Regions from separate parts of the Homo sapiens genome. Here region 2 is linked to region 1. The links are chromatin contacts, found by Hi-C or POLR2A ChIA-PET in ENCODE. All regions are on one chromosome and are shown on one strand. Each heading gives the region's core, a stretch centred on a gene start or an enhancer-like site at or near the end of the contact. The rest is flanking DNA. Distances are from core to core; before and after follow the strand shown. Region 1 overlaps IKZF3 (IKAROS family zinc finger 3). Region 2 overlaps THRA (thyroid hormone receptor alpha).

Evidence for each region. Hi-C counts contacts between places; a loop is a spot of excess contacts on that map. ChIA-PET counts read pairs that join two places held with the same protein, here RNA polymerase II (POLR2A). Pooled maps may share reads with other maps.
Region 2: a pooled map shows a loop between it and region 1 (1.9-fold over the local background). The contact joins two enhancer-like sites. A Hi-C loop is called at or near these places in 1 of 50 pooled maps. POLR2A ChIA-PET finds 5 or more read pairs at or near these places in 2 of 52 experiments (GM10248 and activated naive CD8-positive, alpha-beta T cell).

What each region holds. Positions count from the first base shown.
Region 1 is chr17:39,792,139-39,799,043 of GRCh38, forward strand. It overlaps IKZF3 (IKAROS family zinc finger 3), which reads right to left. Exons shown (of 8, transcript NM_012481.5): 4 at 535-795. Among named protein-coding and RNA genes, the nearest start is that of GRB7, 58 kb to the left of the region's middle. RefSeq lists an enhancer at 713-842. Within about 2 kb of position 2,318, at least 7 of the 41 ENCODE cell types and tissues checked have a DNase peak (open chromatin) inside an H3K27ac peak, as active enhancers do.
Region 2 is chr17:40,064,918-40,071,822 of GRCh38, forward strand. The region is part of intron 1 of THRA (thyroid hormone receptor alpha); the gene reads left to right. Among named protein-coding and RNA genes, the nearest start is that of THRA, 5.4 kb to the left of the region's middle. RefSeq lists an enhancer at 5,981-6,586. Within about 2 kb of position 4,499, at least 30 of the 41 ENCODE cell types and tissues checked have a DNase peak (open chromatin) inside an H3K27ac peak, as active enhancers do.

The DNA.
Region 1 (6,905 bases), core at 1,068-3,567:
TAGAAATTCTCCTTTTTAAAGTCTTCATATGAGATATGGGATGGAATCGACTGGCTCAAGTGCGATGGTTGTGTTTGTATGCATTTCTATAGACTACCTGTTTATTGTCTGAAGATACATTATTTTAAGCTGGAAATAAAAACTATGTCCTTTCATTTACCAAATTTGAACCCAATACAATAAGAAGATCTGCTCTTATTAAAAATGTTATGCAAAAATATACAAAAGATGGCTAAGAAGCAAATCACACAATTCAACTCCTACTTAGAAACTGAAGAAAAAGTATTTGGCTGACCTAGAACACTGTGCTCTCTACAGTCTTTTTTTATTCATAGCATTTGCAATATGTTTGCCAAATGCATGGTGAGGCAGGAATAAAAAGCACTGAGTGAACAGCAATGCAGAGAGAGAGATACATCAGCATTATAGCAAAAATCAATGAAAGTAACCAAAAGTTCCAAATTCCACCACTTCATTTCTCACGTGGCTGCATTAGGAGAGTTTTCAGAAGAATGAAAAAAGCAGACTATTTACCAGTATGGCTTCGCTTATGAACCATTAAGACATTGAAGCTGATGCAGGATAATCCACACACATCGCAGTTCATCTTTCCACTGGTTGGCCTGCTACTATCGAATGAGACAACATGTCTCTCCAACTTAATGTTTTCATATTCATTATATTCTCTTGAATAGCTGTAAGGGATTTCAGGCTCTTCTGCATTTCCCATGGGTTCTGACTTTAAAACATTCTCATCTCTTTCACTGTATTCATCTTTCACTTTCATTGAATCATCTGCAGGGAAGAAAATGCAAGAAATGAACAACGACTATACTTGAAGCTATCAAAGCAGCTCAAACAGCAGAGACCCACAACTGACAATTAAATACCAATCGAAGCTAACAAAACACTGTACATCTACAAAACAAGAAAGCACCATTAGCGTGACCGCACGTTATTTAAATTCAGAACCACAGTCAGAGGAAAACACACATACTTACACACATAAAAATAGACGATAGTGTTTTAGGCTATCCAGAAAATTACAGATAATAGATTTTAGCTAAGTTTGCTCAAAGTGGCCATGAAACAAACATTGAGCAACTCTTCTCCAGTACTAGGGGAGAGGAAGGGTTCTCAGATCTAGTACTGTTTTTGGTGGCTGCAGTTAAAAAGGCAAGGTGATGTACTCTTAGGTTTCAAGGAGAAAATATTGTTTGAATCCTTCAGATGCATCCAGTGTAAGCCATTAAGATTAAGAGTTGACTAGTTAACATAGTTTTTCTAATTTTAAGCCATGCATTGCCTCTTCCCCTTCCACGTATATGAATTGCTAAAACACATCTTATCTCTGTCTCTCTTGGAGCTGATAAAGGCACAACATTGACTGTAGAGGAAGTTGTCAGTACTAATGAAAAAGTGTTGAGAAAGACAAAAGGAAAAGTAATTCTTTCATATAACCTAAGGAGTCACTTTCATCGACACAGGTAAGTGGGGCTCAATCTAAATAAGGGGAAGGACCATTAGGTCCCAAGTTAGGGAGAACTAAACTCAAGGACTCAAGGATTGTGTAATAGGACTGGATAGGAGAGGAGGGACTGGCTCAAGTGAGTTGGCTGACCAAGTACTATCTTAAGAACTGCAATGTAAATGAATGAAATTTAAAAGAAGAGCTGTAATACTCTTCATGAAGAGCATAAGAACATATGAAGAACGTGGGAAAAATATGAAGAACATAAGAAACAAAGAAGGCAAATTTATGTACTTGCACTGACACTAGTAAAACCTAAAAATTTGCCTGATGTAAGAATAATAAACATTTGTAAGGGATTTTGCATATATAAAATATGCTATATAAATGCTTACTTTTTCAACCATTGGTCCTTAGAAATCAAAAGTTGTACCTCCCCATGAGGAATCACAAATCAATGGAGTGTAGGGCTGGAAGGGAATTTAAAGGTCATCTAATCCAACCCTCTTGTTTCTCAGATGAGGAAATCTGGGAGCAGAGATGTTTTTGGTCATTTGTCGAAGGTTACACATCCAGTTACTGGCAGAGGTGTGATTAGAATGCAAAACTTAAGCTTGAACTATCAATTACTTGGATTTGACCTCATGCACTAGACATATAAGGCCTAAGTGGGTTCTTACCAACTGTATTACACACCCTCCCATCAATGGTGTAAATGTTAAAACCCAAAACAGTCTGAAAAAAGATATTTTAAAAAACTACATCCCTTCCAAAAAACATCAGTAAGTGTTGCTCCTCTTGCTGCATAGGAGGAAGTACAACTGCAGCTGTGCCTGGCTTGCTACCTTCAACCCAAGTTTCAATTTTCACTTCTATCAAGGTTACCTTTCATCTATATTAACTGTGTTTGCTTAATAGAGCAAGACAGGGCCTAACCACCATCAGAGGAGCCAGGGCTGCCACACAGTTCCACTGCTTCCTACCACAGTTCATGGTTCACAACTTTTCACTCTTTGACTAGCAAAGATGTAGGGCTGTAGGATAAGTCCAACATGTTTCAAATTTGCCCACCCTATGGATCTGGATTATATAAGAAATGATATCTGTTTCCTACTTGGAAAGAGGTTTACTTCTTTCTCTGGATAGGTCTTCCCTGCTTTCAAGTGGAATTTGTTTGCTTAAGTGTTTATTTTTTATTTTTTTAAGAGAAGGATGCACCTGAGGCTTGTACTTGCCTCCCTTCCTCCATCACTCCAGCTGTGGGTAATATCCCACCAAAGCTTGAGTGCTCTTCAGTTTGCATGTAGGCGTTTAAAAGAACCTCAACGGAAAATTTCAGCTACTTAAAACCAAAAACAGCAGATAGAAAAGGCCAGCAGAAAAGGATCCTTTCCATTTTGGTTAGAAAATGTGAACATGACCAGACTCAGGCCACTCCATGGTCACTGAACTTTAAAATGTAGTAAGATCAATGTGTTGAGTCTTTCTGAAAACAGAGGACATAAGAGAGCTGCTCCTTTCCCTCAGGATTTTGGCTTTAGTTGGCCTGACCTGGAATTCAATACGACACCATCCTGGCTCAAGAGCAGATCTTAGCTTTAGTCCTTTAGGAGTCAGCTATAGAGCAAGGAAGACAGTATTTGAGACCCAGGGACATAAGGACACAGGGACAGGGCATTAGAGAAGTCCTTTGGGCTTACATAGTTGCTGGTTTGCCTTTGGAGTCTTACCAGTTTTAGATGAATGACCTGGATGACCTCTCTGCATGGTTACTGGGGATTAGCAACTTATTTTTATTTTATTCTATTTTATTTTTTGAGACATAGTCTTGCTCTGTTGCCCAGCCTGGAGTGTAGTGGCACGATCAGCTCACTGCCACCTCTGCTTCCCAGGTTCAAGTGATTCTCCTGCCTCAGCCTCCCGAGTAGCTGGGATTACAGGCATGCACCACAATGCCTGGCTGATTTTTGTGTTTTTAGTAAAGACGGGGTTTCGCCATGTTGGCCAGGCTGGTCTCGAACTCCTGACCTCAAGTGATCCACCCTCCTTGGCCTCCCAAAGTGCTGGGATTACAGGCCTGAGCCACCGTGTCCAACCAGATTCTAATTTATTCTAATATTCAACTCTGTTACCTTCTCAAGGTAAGCCATAATAAATTGCTGGCTGGGCATAGTGGCTCATGCCTGTAATCTCAGCACTTTGGGAGGCCAAGGCAGGTGGATCACTTGAGGTCAGGAGTTTGAGACCAGCCTGGTCAACATAGCAAAACCCCGTCTCCACTAAAAATATAGAAAATTAGCTGGGCATGGTGGCTCCCAGCTACTGGGGAGGCTGAGGCAGGATAATCGCTTCAACCTGGGAGGTGGAGGTTGCAGTGACCCGAGATCGTACCACTGCACTCCAGCCTGGGCGACAGAGCGAGACGCCATCTCAAAAAAGATAAAATAAAATAAAATAAATTAGAATTTAAGGTATGAATGAGATTCCTGAGAGATATTAGGCTTAGTACTCAGCCTCCAAACACAGTCCACCAAAACCAGGAAAGGCATTAGCCTGCTCTAATGAAGAGATTCATCCCATTCCCTGGAAGACTTATTGAAGCAGAGAAAAGGGGTGTTCTACTTAGAAAAATTCTATTAGAAAATACTAATGAACATGTCTAAAATCAAACTTGTCATCTTTGAACCCAAACTTGCTTCTAATTTATGACTTATTTATGTTGACAAATGGCATCACCCTTCTTCCAGTCTCCAAGCCATCAAACTGTGGAACCTTTTCTCTTTCAATTTCTACATCAAGTCAGTCTCCAAGATCTATCAACTCTATGTCTTCAGGCTCTCTAGGTGCCAACTCCTCTTTTCCTTTCCTTTTGCAATTTGGTTTCACCTTTCATCACATCATACCTAAATTCATCCTCTCTCAACATTCCTTTCTTTTTTTTTTTTTTTTGAGTCAGAGTCTCACTCTGTTGCCCAGGCTGGAGAGCAGTGGTGTGATCTCGGCTCACTGCAACCTCTGCCTCCCTGGTTCAAGCGATTCTCCTGCCTCAGCCTCCTGAGTAGCTGGGATTACAGGTGCCCACCACCACACCTGGCTATTTTTTTAATTTTTTTTTTTTAGTAGAGACGGGGTTTCACCATCTTGGCCAGGCTGGTCTTGAACTCCTGACCTCGTGATCCACCCACCTCGGCCTCCCAAACTGCTGGGATTACAGGAGTGAGCCACTGCGCTCGGCCTCAACATTCCTTTCTAGACAGATTTAAGACACAGGTGGTCCAGGAGCGGTGGCTCACACCTGTAATTCCAGCACTTTGGGAGGCCGAGGCGGGTGGATCATGAGGTCAGGAGATCGAGACCATCCTGACTAACATGGTGAAACCCCATCTCTACTAAAAATACAAAAAAATTAGCCAGGCGTGGTGGTGTGCGCCTATAGTCCCAGCTACTCAAGAGGCTGAGGCAGGAGAATCGCTTGAACCTGGGAAGTGGAGGTTGCAGTGAGCTGAGATCCCACCACTGCACTCCAGCTTGGGTGACAAAGTGAGACTCCGTCTCAAGAAAAAAAAAAAAAGACATAGGTAAGCTATGCTTACTGCCTCTACAGCCTCAAAAAGGACTCAGAATTCTCTGTAATATGGCTTCCGCCTCCACAATTCACTTAATCTGCTCCCTTGAATATCACCAACCATAATCTCCTGATTCCTAGATTCAGAGCCTTTTTGTATGCCACTCTCTCCAACTTCTTTGTAATCCTCAACACTACTGACCACTCACCATTCCTTGTTCTTCTGCACTCCTATGTCTTTTCTTTCTTTCTTTTTTTTTTTTTTTGAGACAGAGTCTCACTCTGTTGCCCAGGCTAGAGTACAGTGGTGCGATCTCGGCTCACTGCAACCTCTGCTTCCCAGGTCCAAGCGATTCTCCTGCCTCAGCCTCCCGAGTAGCTGGGACTATAGGCACGTGCCACCACACCTGGCTAATTTCTGTATTTTTAGTAGAGACAGGGTTTTACCATGTTGGCCAGGCTGGTCTCGAACTCCTGACTTCAGGTGATCCACCTGTCTTGGCCTCCCAAAGTGTTGGGATTACAGGCATGAGCCACCGTGCCCGGCCCCTGCACTCCTATTTCTTCAATGAAAATGTACCTTCTTTCCTTGCCTTTCTGATTGCTTCCTTCTTGCCCCTTTTCTTCCCTCTGCATCCTAAATACTGTCCTTAACCTTCTTTTTTCTTCCCTCTACACCCCTCTTGTATGGCAATTTCATTCATTCTTAAGGCTTCGACTAACATCTTATATGATTAATTTCCATATATATAACTCCAGGTGTAACCTCTCTCCCTTTCTTTAGTCCTCTATTTCTGAAGGCTTCCTAGGTATCTTCCCAGTTACTCAGGCTAGAATCCTTAGAGTCATCTTTCCTTTCTCCTGATTGGGCCCCACATTCAATCATTCAGTGGTTCTATCTGTGTATCCAATCTCTAATCTGTTTCTCCACTCCTGTATTTTGCATGCCCATTACCTAATTCTCAGACCCTATGACTTTCCCACGATCTACTTATTGCTGTAGCCCCCGCACTGTTCTCTTTGGCTCCCTTCTTTCTCCTTTCCAGCCCGTCTTGTTTGTTGCTACAAGATTGCTCTTCCTAAATTCTACCTCTGGTCATGTCATAGCCCTGTCAAAATTCTTCAATATTTTCCACTGCCAACAAAATAAAGTCCAAACTCAGAAACAAATAATTTAAAAGGCCTTTCGGGATCTGGCCCCAACCTATCTTTGGCATATTAATTTTGACTAGTTAGATCTTTAACTAAAGAGCTTCTAAGTAGTCTTATTTCTACTGCCTAAAAGATCTTTCCCCAATATGGCCACAGGTCCAAGTCCTACACATCCTACGTATTTTTTTTTTTTTTTTGAGACGGAGTCTTTCTCTGTCTCTCAGGCTGGAGTGCAGTGGTGCGATCTCTGCTCACTGCAACTTCTGCCTCCCGGGTTCATGCCATTCTCTTGGCTCAGCCTCCTGAGTAGCTGGGACTACAGGCGCCCACCACCATACCCAGCTAATTTTTTGTATTTTTAGTAGAGACAGGGTTTCACTGTGTTAGCCAGGATGGTCTCAATCTCCTGACCTCGTGATCCGCCGGCCTCGGCCTCCCAAAGTGCTGGGATTACAGGCATGAGCCACTGCGCCTGGCCACTGTCCTACACATTTTTAAAGGTCAAACTAATATGCTGTCTCCTGGCTACTATGCCTTCTCTGATCAACCCAGCTGGAAAATAGCCTGCTCCTTCTTCCTGGGTTACTTATGAACTCACCTCCCCTAGTCTCCCCAATAAATATGTAAACTAGCTGAGGGCAGAAGCTATACAGATTGTGTGTGTGTGTGCGTGTGTGTGTGTGTGTGTGTGTGTTTAACTCAGTATTCCCTATGACA
Region 2 (6,905 bases), core at 3,249-5,748, 270 kb after region 1:
CCCAGATACACACAACTGCAGCCTGTGCAGCCGAGCACACACTTAGATGCACACAATCACAAATTTTTCCCCTTCAGCTTCCTCCTCCCCTTTTTCCTCTAGGCTCAGCCACTGTGCGGGAATGGGCTGTTTTTTTTTTCTTTCTTTCTTTTAGAGGGACAGAGAAACAAGAGCAAAGACAGTGGGTTCAGGGGGGTTCCAGAGGGCCGAGTCATGGGCTCAAAGCAGTGTCCAGTGACTTCTAGAAGCTAGGATTCTCTTGACTGTTGGGGAAGGGGAGAGCTGCTCTCCTCCCTACCCTAAAAGCTCAGGGGTGTCTAACTGCCCCTGCTCTGAGTCATTTGCCTGGGTCTTTCCTGGGAACAGTCAGTCACTTCCAGCTGAGTTCCTGCGCCCCACCTTGAGTCTGGCCCTTTTTCCCACCTGTACCCTCCTGTCCAAACTTGGAAGCTTTCCTTAAGAGGCCATCGGCTGGCGAGTGTCTGTGTGAGTGATATGTACTTTTGACTTGGAATTTCTCTCTAACTCTGTCTCTCTGTTGCTCTGTCTTGCAGTGTCTGATTCTCCCTCTCTCTCTCCTTGTTTCTCTGCCAGTCTGTAACTCTCTCTCACCCTGTTGCTACCCCCGATCTACCCCTGTCCTTGTCTCAGAGCTGGGGACTGGCAGCAATGTTCTTCATACTTTTCCAGTTGTTAATACCCAAGCTCCGCCCCTCTGCCCCCCCTGCGCAGCCTCTGGGGTCAGCTTGAGGTTGGGGTGGGGGGCGGGGGGCTCAGCTGGCTGCTCAGGACTTCCTGCACTTCCTTAGTGCCGCAGCTGTGGCCAGCAAGTTTTAGGGGCTGGGAATGGGGGAAGGGGGGGGGGGTCAGCCACTGCCCATGCTGACCCCTCGGGCCTGCATGTCTGGAGACACCAGTTCTGTGGGCACCCTCAGGGTGCAGGCTGCAGCCAGCTAGCAGCTCTTAAACAAGCCATGAAGAGGCTCCCCCCACACTGGCCCAAGCTGGAAAAGAACCGCCCCCATGGGCAGTGGCGGGAGCTGGCAGGACCCTGCTGAGTTGGGTCCACTGCAGGGCTCACAATGGCCTTTCTCCACACCCCTGGCAGCTGAGGCCCACCTCAGAGATGCCCAACAGCTGTGTCCTTTTTGCCCAGCCTCAGGGCCTGGTTCTGAGGGCACAGCTGCCTAGACTAAGTATGTACTAAGCGAGGCCCTCCCACCCGTGAGTGCAGGTTCCAGCCTAGAAGGGGTACCTCTTCTGGAGAGGGAATTTGAGGAGGGGGAACTCAGGCAGGAGACATCGAGCCCGGGGGCACCAAGCACTTCTCGCTATGCTCCCCTCTAGCCTTGGACTATTTGGAGGTGGAGGCACTTGGCAGAGAACCCACAGGGCAGCTACAGAGGGGAAAGACTGAGGCTTGGTCTCAGGGAACACATAGCTGGATGAAAGAACAAGGCATTGGGCCGGGCACAGTGGCTCACACCCGTAATCCTAGCACACTGGGAGGCGGAGGCAGGCAGATCACCTGAGGTCAGGAGTTCAAGACCAGTCTGACCAAGATGGTGAAACCCCATCTCTACTAAAAATACAAAACTTAGCTGGGTGTGGTGGCGGGGTCCTGTAATCCCAGCTACTCAGGAGGCTGAGGCAGGAGAATCGCTTGAACCCAGGAGGTGGAGGTTGCAGTGAGCTGAGATTGTACCACTGCACTACAGACTGGGTGACAGAGCGAGACTCCGTCTCAAAAAAAAAAAAAAAAAAAAAGAAAAACAAAAAAGAACAAGGCATTATCTATCAAGCAGGTGATATACCATCACAGCTAAGAACAGAGATGATGGTGATGATCATGACGGCCATGATTGACCTGGACTGCCTAGGTCTGAATCCCAGCTCTGTCACTTGCTGGATGTGTGACTTTGAGCAAGCGATTTAACTTCCCCGTTGCCTCATCTGTAAATTGGGGATGATCATATCTACCTCATTTAGCTTTTTTGAGGAAAAATGTTTTTAAAAGTGCCTAGTTCATAACAAACTGTATATGTGAGCGGTTGTGATGGGTGAAGGAAGCTGTGGGCCTGGGGTCTCCCAGATTTCTTAGAGAAGCTTCGTGGAGAATTGGGTCTCCTAGACATCAGTGAGACTGGGGCCTGGGGCAGTGGGTCTCCAATTTCCAGCCTTCTCACCGTCATGTAATCTTTTCCTCCCAGACAAATTTTTGCAGCCTGGAATGAGTGTATGGGAAAGAGCCCAAGGCAGGCCCCTCTGCCCCACCCTCCTTTGACCCTCGCCCTTCAGCTTACAAGGAGCCCTTGGCCCCTCAGCCTGGGACACACCCCACCAGCTAGGGGCACCTGCATAAATCTTTGGGCATCACTGCATCTCTGTTCAGGGTCTGAGCTCTGGGGGTGGGAGAGAGAGAACAAGGAAAGCCGTCCCCTCTCTTATGTGTGGGCTCAAAGAGGAGGCAGTGCCCTTCCTCCCTCCTGGGAGCCCAGCATTGGTCAACCAGGACCCAGCTCTGGCTGATAGGCACCAGATTCCCCTGCCCTCCATGGAGTGGTACTTAGTGTGAAAGGTGGTGGCAGAGAGAAACTGAAGCACTGAGTAATGACCAGTGTGGTGGGCACAGCACTTTGAGATCCAGCATCTGTCCTGGGTTGCCTCTTTGCCTTTGTGAGTCTGGTGATCAGGATCCCCTCTCCAAACCCCTTTTATTTAGCCCTGCCCCTCAAGGTGAAGGAAGGACAATGGGAGGATACCCTGTAGGGGTGACGGGAAGCCTTTGGAGTGGGAACCAATCTCAACTCTAGTTCTCGGCTGGGCACAGTGGCTCATGCCTGTAATCTCAATATTTTGGGAGGCCAAGGCGGGAGGATCACTTGAGGCCAGTAGTTCATGATCAGCCTGGTCAACATAGTGAGACCCCATCTCTAAAAACAACTTTAAAAAGTTAGCCAGGTGTGGTGGCGCATGCCTGTGTTACCAGCTACTTGGGAGGCTGAGGCCGGAGGATCGCTTAAGCCTGGAAGGTCGAGGCTGCGGTGAGCTGTGATTGTGCCACTGCACTCTAGCCTGAACAACAGAGTGAGACCCCCCACACACACATCCTCTCAAAACAGACAGAAAACAAAACAAAAAACCCAACTCTAGTTCTCATGGCTGCAAAGGTGTCTAGGGGACTTTGGAGAACTGTTGTGTCTCTTGGGGAGGGAGGCAAGCATGACCGTGGTGGGAAGATCACTGGCTGGGAGTTGGGAGGCCTGGCTGTTGACATTCACTAGTCGTATGACTTTGGGCCTGGGTTTTCATTATCTAGAGACAATGGTTCCTGTCTCACTCAGGTTGAGGGCAAATAACACAAGGTGGGATGACCCCTGTGTTCAATCCATGTTGCATCCTGGCATGGTGAGCAATGCCTGTGGATTCTCCTTTTTTCCCAGGGCCTGGCACATGCCAGGGTGGGGCATACACATGCTGCCTGGAACCAGAGACAGTTCTCAGTCTCTCACTGAAGTATCTGGGGCTGGTGTGTGGTGGGGGCACATGTGGTTCCACCTTGGTGTCACTTGGCAGGCCAAAGCTGGGGTCATAGGGACCTCCCTCCGGTATGCCATTGCGTGAGGTGGTCCAGAGGGAGGGTCAGAAGTTTGCTGGGTAGACAAGGGAAGCAAGATGGGTGTTACTGGTGCCCAGGAAATACTATCCTTGCTTCGCTGTTTTGGGGGTGGGCATTAAAGGTTGATACCAAAGCCTCAGCCATGCCCCTCAGCAGTGGCCAAGAGCAGAATGATTGGACCAAGCCCCTGGCCCACCTCCTCCTCCTCCTCTTTTCCTCTTCTAAAGAAGAGATCGGCTCTTGGCTCCCAGAGCCCCAGCTGCCTGTTTCTTTTTCTCTTTTACCAGGCATGGGGGTGGGGAAACAGGGGAACCGAGGCTTTGGTGTCTTTCGGCATTTTTGTACACATCAGTGAGTGGGTGTGTTGTGCACGCATCCATGTGAGAGTGTTTTTGTGCATGTGTGGGCTGGGGAGGGCTCTGAATATCTCCTGGAACGGTACCCAGAGCCCTGTGGCTCTGCGCATGCGGGGTGAGTGTGTGTGTCTGCACGTGTCCGTGTGTGTGCCGGAGACTCAGCTGCATTCACGCGCGCGCTCTCTCCCTCCCTCTCTCCCTCCCTCTCTCTCTCCCTCCCTCCCTTCCTCTTCCCTCTCCCTCTCTCTCTCCCCCTCCCCCTCTCTGTCTCTCCCTCCTTCTCTCCCTCCCTCTCTCTCTCTCACACACACACTCTCAATCTTTCTCTCTTCCCTCCCCCTTCCTCCCTCCTTCCTATTCCCTCCCTCCTCCCTTTCTGTCCCTGTCTCTCTGTCTCTGTCTCTGTCTCTCTCTCTCTGCCTCTGCCAGTTCTGCTTGGTTAGGGGCTAGCTCCAGCCTCTGGGGTGCCTGGGAGAACATCCCTCCCTTTCTTTCCCCCTCCACCATTCCCTCCCCTCCTAGGCCATGCTCTTCAGGGCTTGCAGGCAACTTCTTCTACTGCCTTAGATGAGGGAGTGAGGAGGGAGGACCCCAAGCCTTGTGCCCATGGTGCCATCTGCAGCAAGTGCCTTGGCCCCGTGACATTCATGCCTCCAGCATTCAGCTGCCCCAGCTCCCAGCTCCAATTACCCGCTGGCTGCTGGGGGAGGGTGGGGAGAATGTGCCGTGCCCAGCTTGGGGGTGCTCCTGCTTCTGCTTTCTTGGCTACTTGGATCTCCTGCCTCCATTCCTGAGGGGAATTGGGCAGGGGGGGCGTGAAGTTCTGTGGGCTGATAAGGAGGGGCTGAGTTCTCCAGCATGGGTGTGGGCATGACCACCCACCAGTGGTCATGGGGGATGGATGTGACCTGGGAGGAGACCTCCAGACCTGGGCACCCACCTTGATGCCTGGCTGGAGCTGGCCCGGGCAGGAGGAGGGAGAGGAGAGCAGCAGGTGGGTGAGGCTATGGGGGAGCCGAGTGGGAAGCAGTCTTTGATGTTAATACTGGGCATCTGGCCCAAGTCAAGGCTGCTGTTTATGTCTTTCTGTCTCTGACCTGCAGGGGGGGTTTCCTGTTATATTCTTTTGGGGCGGGGTGGGGAGGATCCTTTGTTTAAGTAACCAATCTCCCCCTTATGAGGATCCCCACCCCATCTCCCATTCTCTAGCCTCTAAGGTCCCACAGTGGCTAGGTGATGAGTCACTGCCCCCCAGCTCCAGAACCTGTCTCCTGGGGGCCCAGTGAGAGCTCACCAAGGGGTGCCGCCTCCCCTCCTCCCGTCTCCCCCATGCCTGCCAGGCTGGGGCCCTGAGTCTGTGTGTACTCCTCTGCCACATCACACCTGCCAAATAGTACCTTCCTTCCCGCCTTCACTCCTCCTCTCCTTCCTGGCACTAGGATAACAGAGAGTTGGGTGGGGCAGCCCTGCTCAATCCATACCTGAGAATAGAACAGGGGGTATGGGAAAGGACAGGGAGTCCCGGTCCTAGAGAGGCCTCTGCCCCTCAGCATGGGGGCACATGTCGCTGCTGCAGCACTGCCACCACCACAGACTCCCAGGGGCCCTTGGTGTGGGTGGCTGCCTGTGGTGCCCGTGTTGGCATGGGGGGCAGTGCTGCCCATAGACGCCTGTGCCCATGCATGCCCATTTATGTGTCTGGGCCACGGTGGCCGCCCCGGCCCCTCAGCATCGCCCTTCCTGGCTCCCATGGTGGGAGGCTGGGTGATCAGGAGTGGGTGGTGGGGGAGGGATCTCCCCCCACCCTAGCAGCAGGCAGAGGGGAAGGGGAGAGGGAGGTGTGAACCTACCCACAGAACTATTAATAGCCCACATGCCAGGCCACCAAGAACCAGCTGTCACCGTGGAAACCATTCCTACGCCCCCCTCCCCCCAGCCTGCATGGGGTGGGACTTAGACAGGGTACGAAGCCCCCCACCCATCTTTCTTTGTTACCTTTCTCTCTTTGTCTCCCCTCCTTCATGTGTCTCTCCTCCCTTTATCTGTCCTCCTTTCTACCTCACCCCTTCTCCCCATCCCCCATCTCTGGCTCCCCTTTCTTCCTCTCCCTCTACTGCCTTGTCACCCCTAGCTCTACCCCAGCCCTGTCCCATTTCTTTGTTCTTCCCCCTCCTCCCTTCTTCCCTCTTTCCCCCACCAGCCTTTTTACCCCTCCTCCCATCTTTCCACCCTTTTCTCAGCCGCCCCGCATGTACGTGTCCCTGTGGCTGGCAAGGAGGGCTGGGCTTTCTTCAGAGCACTAAGGACAAAGTTCAGGGGCCCCAGAAAGGTGGGGCCAAAGCCCAGAGCAGATACGCAGGAGGGTTAATGCGGGTAGTATTGGGGGTTAGATCCTGGGGACAGAAACTCCCCTCTGGCAGCCCCAGGAGTCCTTTGGGGGTGTCCTCAGATATACAGGACTGCAGAGTGGGACGGCTCGGCAGTGGGAACCTGGCGGGGCGCCCGTGGATGCCGCATTGGCCCCGTGTCCCTGTCCCCCCATGGCAGAAGTACTTAAGCTTAATGAAATGCTTCCCCCTCCACGGGCACTTTGCCTACACTGCCTCCCAGCAGCTCTTATCTCACAAGGAGGGAGTGGGTGGCCAGGCCAGCCGACAGGTGGGTCTTGCTGTCCTGCTGTCCAGCCTGGGCACAGAACCCCATAGCTCCGCCCCCTCGGCCTCCTTGGGGCAGGGCCTCCCTCGCCTCTGCAGAGGAGGTACCAGGAAGGAGTTTGGGGAGTTAAGCTGGACTCTGGAGGAGGGGTGAGAGGCTGCCCTTCAGGGTGGGTACCCCTGCCCCATGCCCCTTACCCGCTGACCTTTTTCTGTCCGTGGCTAACACAGGCTCATGTGGTATGTGTCTCCCCACATGCTGGGCCCTCTGCCTCG